Linked DNA regions of Homo sapiens: region 1 is linked to region 2. A link is an interaction called in ENCODE POLR2A ChIA-PET data of the cell type or tissue named here. Cell type or tissue: GM12878. All regions are shown on one strand. Links, peaks and the distances in the headings refer to the core of each region. The heading gives the core; the rest is flanking DNA. Region 1 has its middle 150 kb from the start of RDUR. Region 2 has its middle 98 kb from the start of RDUR.

Region 1 (6,447 bases), core at 1,204-5,203, 56 kb after region 2:
ATTTAGGTAATTAATTTTTAAAAACTTTATAAGAAATACCACCAATTAAAGGACATAACTTTTAAAAAGTGAATTCTTAACTGATGTAAATGGGTAAATAAGTCAGTTTTGCATTTTAAGAACACATACTCCGGTGCCAACTAAGTAATGCTTCCTCCACGTGGAAGTACTACTAAACCATGTGCTTAGATTAGACTTAATGTTAAAAAGTTTTTTTTTTCCCCTCAAATCATTAGACTCTGAAAAAGCACAGAATTTCAAGTGTTGACCAAATTCTTCTAAACTCATATTTAAACTTGTTAGACCAAGCCAGGTATGTTTGAGCATGTAAACAATTCATATGAATCCCTTCTTTTTCTAAAGGGAGTGGTCTATATAATGAACAGGTCTAAGTGTCCAAATTGTTCTTGGAAAAAAACAGTGTACCAAGAGTCAGGAGTAGGGAACAGATGACACTGTTAAACAGGATAATTTGAAGATAAATTAATAAAGGGAGTACTAACAAAGTTGTGGGCAGGGGGGAGAAAAACCAAAAGAGATTGTGCAGTGCAGTAGTCTAGAGTCAGTAAAGGCCAGAGCAGAGGAGTTACGTCTGCAGGCCTATGTCCCTCTAGCTTGTACCCAGGTTCCTCATTGGCTGAGCTCATCTGAAGCCAGAGGACAGAGGATGATGAAGCCTGTGGATACAGCCAAGTGGGGAAGTCTCCGCAGCTCAGAGCAGGGTGCAGGGTGGGCTTTGGATTTGCAGAAGCCAACAGAGATTTTAAGCACACAGCCTTTTCCAACAATACTTTTATTTCAGTCATAAACCTAGGAAGATCCCATCACCATTTAGTTAAACTGTGGAACTTAAAGAACATGAGGCAATTTTGGGGACCAGTTAGGAAGCTTAGATCTGCTGTCTTTTCTGACTTCATATTGACTTGAGACTTGGTTCAAACTTCATAAGGTACAGTGAGTATAAAGTTTCCAGGACAGATTCTGAATGAAAGTGTTTCCCTGGAGACTTCCTGACCAAGGATGTTATGAATTTGGGATTATGTTCAATCTTAAAGGTTTCAAGTTTATAGATAAACAGTTTCTCGAGACACCTCTACGTCCCTGGAACTTCAGGTATGGAATATGACATTAACTGATAGCCTATTTTGTTTTTTTCCAGGGATTTAAATTTTTTTCTAAAATTTGGTTATTGTTTGGTTTTGTTCAGTTATATGTCACACGTTATGTTTTTTTTCCATATTGACTAAGCTTGCCCACTTAAATAGTTGCATCAATGCAGATTGATATCATCACTTTTCTAAGTGGATGATGATGAAGTGGCTTAAAAATCATAGACCTCAGTGTTTTCAGATACCTTAGGAATACTGTAATCACCGTGGCAAACCATAGTTCTGATGACTCAATCCGTTTCAGGTTGACTTACTGTGGATTTCCTCGTTTCCTTCAATGTAATATATAAACCACACCAACTCCCTAAAATCAACTTTCTTCACCTCTAAAGTGTGGTTAATTCTTTTAATCATCTGCTCTTTAAACTGATCTCTGTAGCCAAAGCAATGTGGTGGTTGGATGTGGTAGACAATAGGTTTAAAGTTGATGCAGATAATTCATTACATCAATCATTTGCATTGACTTAGTTACACAGATTGACAACTCTCTCTACATCTCTCTCTCACCTTCCCTCCATTCTTAATTTCCTTCCCTCCCCGACTCTTTTATTGCATTAGACTCTACTAGTATTACTTGTAGATCAAGTGTTTAGGTGCTGATGGCAGGATACAGAAGAAAAAATGTGTATGGGCAAAAACACTCAACAACTTCCAACCAAAAACCAAAAACCTTGATGTGTTTGCAAGTTTGCTGAGCTGTACAACTCTATGAGTTATAGAAAAAATACATGTGGCTGATTCACTGAGAGTCAAGAGGAAGTCTCAGAGCTCTTCACACACCAGATAAGAAAGTCCTTTCCTGGCATTCACAACACCACTTTCAGGAGTGCATAGGGTATTCTAGAACTGTGAATATTTCTGGCATAACCCTCATCTCTCCTTTTTCCTCAATACTCACAGCCTTAACATCGCCTTCTGCCTTGAAGCCAGTAGGATGAATTTCACCATGAGCTTTCCCTTTGGCCTGGTCTGTCCTGTCCCTACATGAAGCCCAGAGCCCTCCCCAGGCACAAGCACTCTGATCCTCACACAGCTGCATAGTATTGGAACACCCCTGATTTCTTTTCTATATATTACATTGGGGAGAATATAGTTTATGCTTCTACTTGTTTGTTTGCATGTTTCCTTCCCTAGAATGTAAAGTCTATGATGTTTGGGAACGTTATTGTTTTGCTCACTGTAATAGCCCCAGTGCCTAGCTCAGAGCCTGGCATACACTAGAGCTCAAAATATCTTTGTTGAATGAATGAACATGCCAGAATATACCCCCCACCCCGTCTGTATGTGTGTCTGTGTGTGTGTGTACATACCATATCCTATGAGGGCTATCTTTCAAAGCTGTCATCTTAAGAAGTTATATACTTACTCCTATGGTGGCACTTTAACAAATATTTAAATTAGAATATTAAAATGTCAAGTGTCCAATAATATTTCGTTTTAATTATGTCAGGCCAATTCTAATTTTATGCCTCCATGTCTCCCCAACTAGGATTTGAAGAGATTGAAGACTGTTCAGTGATAACTCAGCATACCCCCAATTCCACCCCATTTCACTCTGTGAAGAACTAGTTCAGGTATGTGATAAGGAGAACCATGGGGTGGAATCCAAAGAGGGCTCCTATTTCTGGCCCTGCAATTTGATTTGTATGATCTTGGGTATATCCTTTAGCTCCTGGGCCCAGATATACAAGAAAGAAAGAATGTTTGCTTCTGGGAAATGTTATCAATTTCTTTGATAATCACAGGGGAAAGGTTCCATGTAAAAAGAGGAGGGTACAGTATTTATCTTCTTAAGAATTTGACATGGCTAACCTCTTGTGAAATAGGTGGGTAGACAGTTATCAGCTGAAAATAATCTCCCTGAATTATTTTCACTTTGTTCATTTAAAAATTTCACAGCCATTTCTAAGACCCAAAATAACAAAGATTTAACACTGTTACCACTGAAAGAAGCTCTAGGCCTGGAGGTTGAAGGAAATCATAGAATGAGTAGGGACCTTGTTTTACAGGTATAAAGATGAGAAAAGTTACTTTACAGTTGTAATTACTTCTTTATTTACTTTAGGAGAGTCTAGATCTTCATGTGTCATATCCAATTGCTAGCACATACAGGTTAATCCCTGATTAACCCAGCACTGACTTCTGGTAACAAATAATGCTGACCATAAAACATGGGTTGTTAAAATAATCAGACATATGCACTAAATCTTTCATGGAGTCCAGCAAATTGTATATTTATCAAAACTGACAGGGTATATTAGTAAAAGACAACTCCAATTGATCATTTAATTTCTCTTAACTTTAGTTTTCCTATGAGAGAAATGACTTATGCAGTATTTTTCATATCTGGCTGTGTGTGTACATACACATACACACACACAAATCCAATAGCTTTTTAATAAATAAATAAATAATAGAAATGATAAAAAAACACAACTTTTATTGATAAAAATACAAATAGCTATTATTTAGCCACTGCTTACGACATGAGCCTCTGTGCTAAGCATTTTACACATTATTTCACTTAAACCCTTCAATAAATGTATGAAGTATGTATTATTGTTATCATCCTGAGATTGCCAGTGAAGAAATAGTCTTAGAAAAGTTAATTAAGTTACACAAGATCACAGAGCTTGTAAGTGACAGAACAGTATGGCTCTAGATCACTCCTTTATGTGGTGAGCACGTACTAAGAAATATACTATACAAAGTAATAGCTTATATGCAATAATTAAAGGACAAAATCTGTCACTGAATTTATAGTGAGCCAGATTTCCTCAGGGCCTTGACTGTCAATGGTCAGTAAGCTTAGCTGACAGCCAAGGCCAGTCCTGCCATGCCCTGGATCAGGGTGAGCTGACCAAGCCAGAAGCATTAGGTAGCCTTCAGGCCATTGCTGCTCTTTCTCACCTGTTGGCCAGAGAAATGCACAAACAACTAGGTCTGACTAGCCCTGGACTAGAATCCTCAGGTGTGTGACCAGAAGAAGCGCAGAATTGTTGTCTGCTCAGTCTAATGGTCTGTTATCCCAGGGGAGCCCAGGCTGCACTTTGCTCCTGAAATGACTCTCTGGAAAGGTCTTCTGCCATTAGCTATAATGGCTGCAGGCAGCTTAAAGGGCAAATCATCCATTTGTAATCCTAAACCCAGATGTCAAAGATGATAGGGAAGAGTGTGAACTGTGTGGTTTAAATGATTCTAAATTATGCTCCTGAGAACTCTTGTGAGAGTCAGGCTGTAAATGTCCCACTCCTGCCTCAACTCTATAACAACTCTTCCCTGTAAATGATGCCCACTTTGGGATTCTATGTGAGATTTCATATGTATAACATGTTCCCTGGTAAAATACATTTGTTGTCATTAGTGTGGCATGGAGGCAGATTCATTATTCCATTAGGGAGAAAATGTACTCTCAGATCCAAAGGACGTATTTATTGTTACATCCTTTCAAAGGTTCTTAAAAGAGTCAGATGAAGGATACAATTATTAAGATATTAAAAGATGGCACTTTGCAGCTGACAGAGCTTTATTTTATGCTTCTTTTTTCTTGTTAGGATAGTAGAGATAAGAAAGATTTGAAAATAAGGTATTTAAAATTATTTTGAAAATTTGTTTTTAGAGGAAAGGAAACCTTTCATAACTTGGTGTAAATGAAAAAACTTTGGCTCTTCTTCCGGAAAAAGGAATCATGTATGGAAAATCCCCATCTAAAAGGTCACTTTCAACCGAAACTGAAAGAATATAAACAGGTTCATAATGTAAAACCAGAGAGGGATAAACAAGTATTCTTCAAGCTGAAATGCAGTGTGATATTTCTCTAAAGTGTTATGTTGGAAATGTTATGAAGTCATTTGTCATTATTATTTGATCATCTGTGCAAAAAACACAGCTAAATATTGCTTGAGAATTTGGAGGGAATGAATTGAGCCTTACAAGGAGGAAATCCTCTTTTTTGATGCTACTATAAGGGTAACTTTTATTATTAAAGGAAATATTCCATTAGCGTTTACATGAAGTTCTCTTCATCATGGGTCTTAGTGGTGGGGACTATGTAATATTGGCTCTGGCTAGTTTCTCTGTAATTTGTTGGTAGAGATTAGTTCATCTTCTGGGGTCACAAAAGATCTGGGGTGATGACTTACATGTACTTAAAAGGCAATTTGTTATCTTTGTATTGTCTCAGTGACCAAAGAGGCATTTTCCTGGGTTCTCTTGTGATGAAGATGGGGTTTGGAAGTTTGCTTACTTACTGGGGTAATTCTGGCATCAGAATTATTTACTGACACTCGCACCTTTATACCCCTTTAAGCTCCCCATTGTATTGCTGTAGCTGGAAGCTTGGAAATTATGTTTCTTGGGCTCACTTGCTTAGCAAAGTTTCAAATTGGCAGGGCTATCCCTATGAGATGCTCTCACATGGGTTTGGAAAGTAGAAGAGAGGAATACCTTTTCTTTTTCGTCCCCTGGTGCTGTGGTTTGGATGCTTGTCCCCTCCAAAATACATGTTGCAATTTGATCTAGTGTTGGAGGTGGGGCCTTAATGGGTGAGGTTTGGGTCTTGGGGGCAGATCTCTCATAAATAGATGAATGCCTTCCCTGGGCTGGGGTGAGGGGGAGGGAGAGGTAGATGTTAAAAATGGCTTGGCATTTACCTCCCTTTCTCTCATGCTTCCTCTCTCACCTTGTGATCTCTGCATACCCTGGCTCCCCTTTGCCTTTCACCATGAGTGGAAACAGGCTGAAGTCCTCACCATATGCAGCTGCTCAGTGTTGAACATTCCAGTCATCAGAAACATGAGCCAAATAAACCCCTTTTCTTTATAAATTACCCACCCTCAGGTATTCCTTTACAGCAACACTAAACAAGTTGGAAATGGTGGTGGGCAATTGAGTAGGCTTTCCAGATGTGAATGGTTGCCATTTCACCCATTTTGGAACTGCAGGAAGCTGAGAAGTTGGTAGTAGCTACTTGCATGGTCCCGATTTTGGGTGGCAGCAGTTTTCTTTCTCTTTGAGGCCACAGACCTGAAACATGTGGCTTCTTCCTGGCTTTTGCTCCTCCAGTCGATGTAAGGAGGAGCTTACATTTTGCTCCTTACAAATTCAATGTAAGGAACTGTGTGCTTATAAAAATCCAAAAAATTTTGTTTATAAGCAACAATTGTGTGCTTATAAAATTCCAATTGAATTTGTTCCTGGTTGAAATAGTATGATTTCCATTCTCTGGCTGAATCTTGATTGACACAGGGGATTTTCTCCACGTTTATGCTTTTCCAGT
Region 2 (6,447 bases), core at 1,103-5,102:
TTCTAACTGATTAATGCATTTCATATATATTTTTTACAGTGCAGACAAATAGGATTTATATAATTTTGTCAATAAAAGATTTAAGCCAGTTATCAGTCTTCAAGTGTTTGTGATGGATTATTATGTGATAGACATTGAGATGGAAAAGAATCTATTCTTGTTTCTAGAGGAACTCTAACTAGAGGGACAGTGCACACAGACACACACACCAATCAAACATTGACTTGAGAGAGGAAAAGTGATTCATTAAAGACCCCCTACAAGATGATCTATTTACTCACTGGGTTCTAAGAAACTGAAGCAATTGAATCTTTCAGGGATTTCTGTTGCATTTTGATTGTCTGTCTAAGAGGCCTAGTTTTACTGAATTTATTTTCTCATACTATTATTATTATTAATTTTAAAGTTGACCATTTTTACCTTCATTTATAAATGATACTTGTTATGGTAAGGAATCATGACGTCAAAGATTCTGAGAGCAAACAGACTCTGGAGGCCACATAGTTCTAGAGATGAGGGCATTGAATCCCAGAGAGGTGATGGGTCTGGGCCAAGGCCTCATAGCTCTGCTAGTTGACAGTAGAGGCAGAACTTCTGTAGGGATCCTTAGCAGTACCGAAGGTGTTGGTCACTAAGCTGTACCTAGTGCACGGATGTGGGGAGTTGTGCTTCTGTGACTGTAGAAGAAAGAGTGGGGGAAAAAGGGAAGTTAAACCCTATCCTTCAGTTAACTAGAGAAGGGAAACTAGAAATTGATGAGAAGAGCAAGTATCAAAAAGATGCTAAGAGAGCCTGAATCTCTAGATCCTTGATTTGGTCATAATTCCAAAGAAAGGACTTAAATGTGTTGAATTTGAGAAGTTATTAAGATTTGGTGTTGACACTATAAGTTAAGTATTAATGAAAAAGTTACCAAGTATTGCATTTTAATATTCTTTTTTTCTTTTAAATTGCTAGCCAGAAATCACCTTTGAAATATGTGTTCTGTATAATAATTAAGCATTTATTTTAAAATAGAGCTCTGTTTTATTGTACCAGATAAGGAAGCACACTTATTTCCATCTCAGTAAACTGTACCTGAAACGTGGTTAGTGAACTGAAAATCAAGACCATTACTTCATCTTGCTGAGATATTTTTGGAGCTAATTATCAACAAGTCTTATAATTTTAGGTTATCACATTTGATATCCATGATATCTAGGTCCCTATGGAAGCTATGGAAGTTCTTGATAAATGGGTTAAGTAGCAAAGAGATAAGAATGAGCCCTGTGTCAAGCCACTGGGCAACTAACTCAGGTGGGCACAGATTCTGAGCCTGGGGAGTTTAGTCATTCAACTCTACGTTAAACCACTGAACGCCACTAGCATTTAGCCTCTACTTCTTCACTGGTATTCATGGAGATTATGAAAGATGAAATGTATTATAAACTCTAAATACACAATAGTTATGGAGTTCTGCTCTTATACTTAGTTGAATTCTCAAAAATGGAAATGAACTCAGCCTCATATAATGTGTTCTTAGTGCATCCACGATGTCTTCTAGTGACCTATCATTTCCCCTTCTTAAGTTCACAAGCTATCTGTTTATTAATGTCGTGGATAATATTTTATTTCTTTTTCTTTTTTTCTAGACACAAGGTCTCACTGTGTTGTTCAGGCTGGTCTTGAACTCCTGGACTCAACTGATCTGCCCACCATGGCCTCTCAAAGTGGTGGGATTACAGGCATGAGACATTGTGCTCAGCCTGCCTTTGATAATATTTTCATTATTTGAGTTTGTGAAATCTAACTTCATTCTTCTTTTGAAAACGGAGACCTTAATTTGCTTTTCGTCAGTTACCTGGCACAGCTAGCCTTCTCTGCATTTCTTTAAAGATTCTTGAGATTCTTTCCTGTCTCACTCTCTCAAAGAAAATAAGTATAAGTGAATTACCACTAAGTACAAAGAACATTAAATTTAAACTTGCATGTTTCTAATGGGAATTACCATTTCCAAAGCAATGAGTGTGTGTGACTGTGTGTTTATGTTCATGTCAACATAAATATGTGTTTATGTTGGAGAAAAGTTTACGGCAGAAGAAGGTACCAGTGGCTTACTTTTATTCTCCCATGGTGTCTGAGGACCAGGAAAGAGTTAGAGAAACAAGCCTCCATAAACGCAACATATGGAGTTAGAACCTCACTATGTTGAGCTTGCTTTTAACTTTATTTTCTACTTCTAGTTCTTATTGGCCAGAGTATAGGCTTTTAATGGGGAAGACTTATAGACCGAAAGAAATCAAGAATCTGCTGCCTTCATAGAACTCATTTCTACATTGCAAATCCTGAGTATGTTGACTTCAAGACCAATTAAAACAAAACCAAATTAAATAAACAAAAACAGCTCCAAACGCCAATGGTTATTTCAGACCACAGAGGGGTAAATAAAAGCTTGAATGCTTAAAACCATTGGTTTTGATAAAAGTTATTAGAATTGATGATGCCTCTGCCAAAAATTCACAGTGCCATTGGCTGATATGGCTTTCCCCCCAATTAAAGCTTTCATCTTTAAATGATCTGTGAATAGACAAGACCACATAGTTTATACTTGTTGAAAATGCTACCACATTCCCTTTTTTTTTGGACAAGGTCCTGCTCTGTGGCCCAGACTGGAGTGCAGTGGTATGACCATAGCTCACTGCAGCCTTGAACTCCTAGGCTCATGAGATTTCTTCATCGGCCTCCAGAGTAGCTAGGACTACAGGCCCAAACTAGCACACTGGGCTAATTTTTAAGTTTTTTTTTTTTCTAGAGAGAGTGTCTCACTATGGTGCCCAGACTGGTCTTAAACTCTTGGCCCCAAGATATCCTCACCTCAGCCCTCAGCCTCCCAAAGTGTTGGGATTACAGGCATGAACCACCATGCTTAGCCCCACATTTCTTTTTTCTTTCTTTGTTTCTTTTTTTTTTTTTTTTTTTAACCTTTGTAAGCTTGACATTGTAAAGATTCTTCTAAATTAAGCTATGAGGTTTGCTATTTTGGGCACCCTTCTCGGCAAGCCCATGCCTTGTGACATTACTTCTGCTTTGTTTACCAATAGTGTGTGTCAGGGCTGCTGGTTGTGGCAAACTCAGCCACAAGAGAAGAAGCTGAGAGAACTTTATCTCTCTCACTTGAAGGCACCAACATACTGGAAGGGGAATCTGGAAGATCCGGTGGTCATAAGACATATCATTTATGCATGGTAACTTCTCTCCTAATGAAGTTTAGCAACTAAGATTGTTTCTGGTTTCAGTCTGAAAGAAGGTTCCTATTCATGAAGTACTTCTTGTGTGAAACGGCACACAGTCATCATTTACTTCACAGCTGAACTTTGGTATGAGCTGCTTAACTGCTTTCTTTGACAATAGTTTTTAACCTATTTGCATATTTCCATCAGATTAATCTTTCCAAATCATGGTTCTGATTGTCAGGATAATGATGTATCTACAACTCCTGCCCAAGATAGAATTTCCTTCCTTCCTTCCTTCTTTCCTTCTTTCCTTCCTTCCTTCCTTCCTTCCTTCCTCCCTTCCTCCCTGTCTTTTCTTTCTTTCTTGGAGTCTTGCTTCTTTGCCTAGGCTGGAGTGCAGTGGTGTGATCTCAGCTCACTGCAACCTCTGCCTGCCAGGTTCAAGTGATTCTCCCACCTCAGCCTCTCAAGTAGCTGGGACTACAGGTGCATGCCACCATGCCTGGCTAATTTTTGTATTTTTAATAGAGATGGGGGTTTCACCATGTTGGCTAGATTGGTCCTGAACTCTTGACTTCAAGTGATCTGTCTGCCTTGGCCTCTCAAAGTGCTGAGATTATAGTCTTGAGCCACCACACCAGGCAGAATTTGCTTTCTATCTGGAAGAGTGAAGGAAAAAAAATCATATTTCTACTTTATCATCATTGAATATTTTCTTAATTGGAAAAAGCCTTACAGATAAATATTACTCCTTGGCAAAGAAAGCAATTGCCATTATAATACATCTTCGGGAGAGGGATATCCAAACTAATACTCAATTTACCAGGTAATCTCAAATTTTGTTCAGTTGACATTTGTTGAAATTATTTTACTATTGTCTACTTCATGTTTTCAGTCTGGCACAGAGGAATCACAGTATAAACACAATGTAGATTATATGTACAACTGAACAACAGATGTTAGGTAAACTTGTATTTTCAACATTCCATAAAGTTATCCTGAGATAACCATTTTTTAAAAATTAAAATTATTATAGTATGTAGTCTATTCACTTGTGACATAAAGAGCTAGTGCTCACCAAACATTGTATGTGTTTCCATTTATTTTCTAGCCTCTTTTGCCTTTCAGTTGGGGCCACATGCCTAGTTCTGGCCAGTGAATAATAAGTGGAAGAGGGGGCGGTTCCAAGATGGCCAAGTAGGAACAGTTCCAGTCTACAGCTCCCAGCACGAGCAATGCAGAAGACAGATGATTTCTGCATTTCCAACTGAGGTACCAGGTTCATCTCACTGGGGATTGTCAGACAGTGGGTGCAGGACAGTGGGTGCAGTGCACCAAGTGTGAGCCGAAGCAGTGTGAGGCATTGCCTCACCCGGGAAGCACAAGGGGTCAGGGAATTCCCTTTCCTAGCCAAGAAAAGGGGTGACAGACGGCACCTGGAAAATCAGGTCACTCCCACCCATATACTGCACTTTTCCGATGGTCTTAGCAAATGGCACACCAGGAGATTATATCCCGCACCTAGCTTGGAGGGTCCTATGGCCACGAAGCCTCGCTTGTTGCTAGCACAGCAGTCTGAGATCAAACTACAAGGCGGCAGTGAGGCTGGGGGAGGGGAACACGCCATTGCTGAGGCTTGAGCAGGTAAACAAAGTGGCCAGGAAGCTTGAACTGGGTGGAGCCCACCGCAGCTCAAGGAGGCCTGCTTGCCTCTGCAGACTCCACCTCTGGGGGCAGGGCATAGCCAAACAAAAGGCAGCAGAAACCTCTGCAGACTTAAATGTCCCTGTCTGACAGCTTGGAAGACAGTAGTGGTTCTCCCAGCATGCAGCTTGAGATCTGAGAATGGACAGACTGCCTCCTCAAGTGGGTCCCTGACTCCTGAGTAGCCTAACTGGGAGGCACTCCCCAGTAGGGGCAGACTGACACCTCACATGGCTGGGTACCTCTCTGAGACAAAACTTCCAGAGGAACGATCAGCCAGCAACATTTGCTGTTCACCAATATTCACTGATCTGCAGCCTCCACTGCTGATACCCAGGCAAACAGGGTCTGGAGTGGACCTCTAGCAAACTCCAATGGACCTGCAACTGAGGTTTCTGACTGTTAGAAGGAAAACTAACCAACAGAGAGGACATCCACACCAAAACCCCATCTGTACATCACCATCATCAAAGACCAAAGGTAGATAAAACCACAAAGATGGGGAAAAAACAGAGCAGAAAAACTGAAAATTGTAAAAATCAGAGCACCTCTCCTCCTCCAAAGGAACGCAGCTCCTCACCAGCAATGGAACAAAGCTGGATGGAGAGTGACTTTGACGAGTTGAGAGAAGAAGGCTTTAGATGATCAAACTACTCTGAGCTAAAGGAGGAAGTTCGAACTCATTGCAAAGAAGTTAAAAACCTTGAAAAAAAATTAGACGAATGGCTAACTAGAATAACCAATGCAGATAATTCCTTAAAGGTCCTGATGGAGCTGAAAACCATGGCACGAGAAATACATGATGAATGCACAAGCCTCAGTAGCCGATTCGATCAACTGGAAGAAAGGATATCAGTGATGGAAGATGAAATGAATGAAATGAAGCAAGAAGAGAAGTTTAGAGAAAAAAGAATAAAAAGAAATCAACAAAGCCTCCAAGAAATATGGGACTATGTGAAAAGAGCAAATCTACGTCAGATTGGTGTACGTGAAAGTGACAGGGAGAATGGAACAAAGTTGGAAAACAGTCTGCAGGATATTATCCAGGAGAACTTCCCCAATCTAGCAAGGCAGGCCAACATTCAAATTTAGGAAATACAGAGAATGCCACAAAGATACTCCTTGAGAAGAGCAACTCCAAGACACATAATTGTCAGATTCACCAAGGTTGAAATGAAGGAAAAAATGTTAAGTGCAGCCAGAGAGAAAGGTCAGGTTACCCACAAAGGGAAGCCCATCAGACTAACAGCTGATCTCTTAGCAGAAACTCTACAAGCCAGAAGAGAGTGGGGGCCAATATTCAACATTCTTAAAGGAAAGAATTTTGAAGCCAGAATTTCATATCCAGCCAAACTAAGCTTCATAAGTGAAGGAGAAATAAAATCCTTTACAGACAAGCAAATGCTGAGAGATTTTGTCACCACCAGGCTTGCCCTAAAAGAGCTCCTGAAGGAAGCACTAAACATGGAAAGGAACAACCAGCAAAAGCCACTGCAAAAACATGCCAAATTGTAAAGACCATCAAGGCTAG

Evidence for each region. ChIA-PET counts read pairs that join two places held together with the same protein. Peaks named below come from ENCODE experiments on the same cell type or tissue, not always from the same donor. Only the 100,000 strongest peaks of a DNase experiment are listed, where the experiment ranks them.
Region 1: POLR2A ChIA-PET joins it to region 2 with 7 read pairs; 2 of 35 experiments call an interaction of 5 or more read pairs at or near these places.

What each region holds. Positions count from the first base shown.
Region 1 is chr3:102,091,387-102,097,833 of GRCh38, forward strand. No RefSeq gene overlaps it. Among named protein-coding and RNA genes, the nearest start is that of RDUR, 150 kb to the left of the region's middle. In GM12878, for the core only: no CTCF peak of the experiment used is centred there; a DNase peak (open chromatin) is centred at 1,410.
Region 2 is chr3:102,035,538-102,041,984 of GRCh38, forward strand. No RefSeq gene overlaps it. Among named protein-coding and RNA genes, the nearest start is that of RDUR, 98 kb to the left of the region's middle. In GM12878, for the core only: no CTCF peak of the experiment used is centred there; a DNase peak (open chromatin) is centred at 3,184; H3K27ac peaks cover 1,750 bases.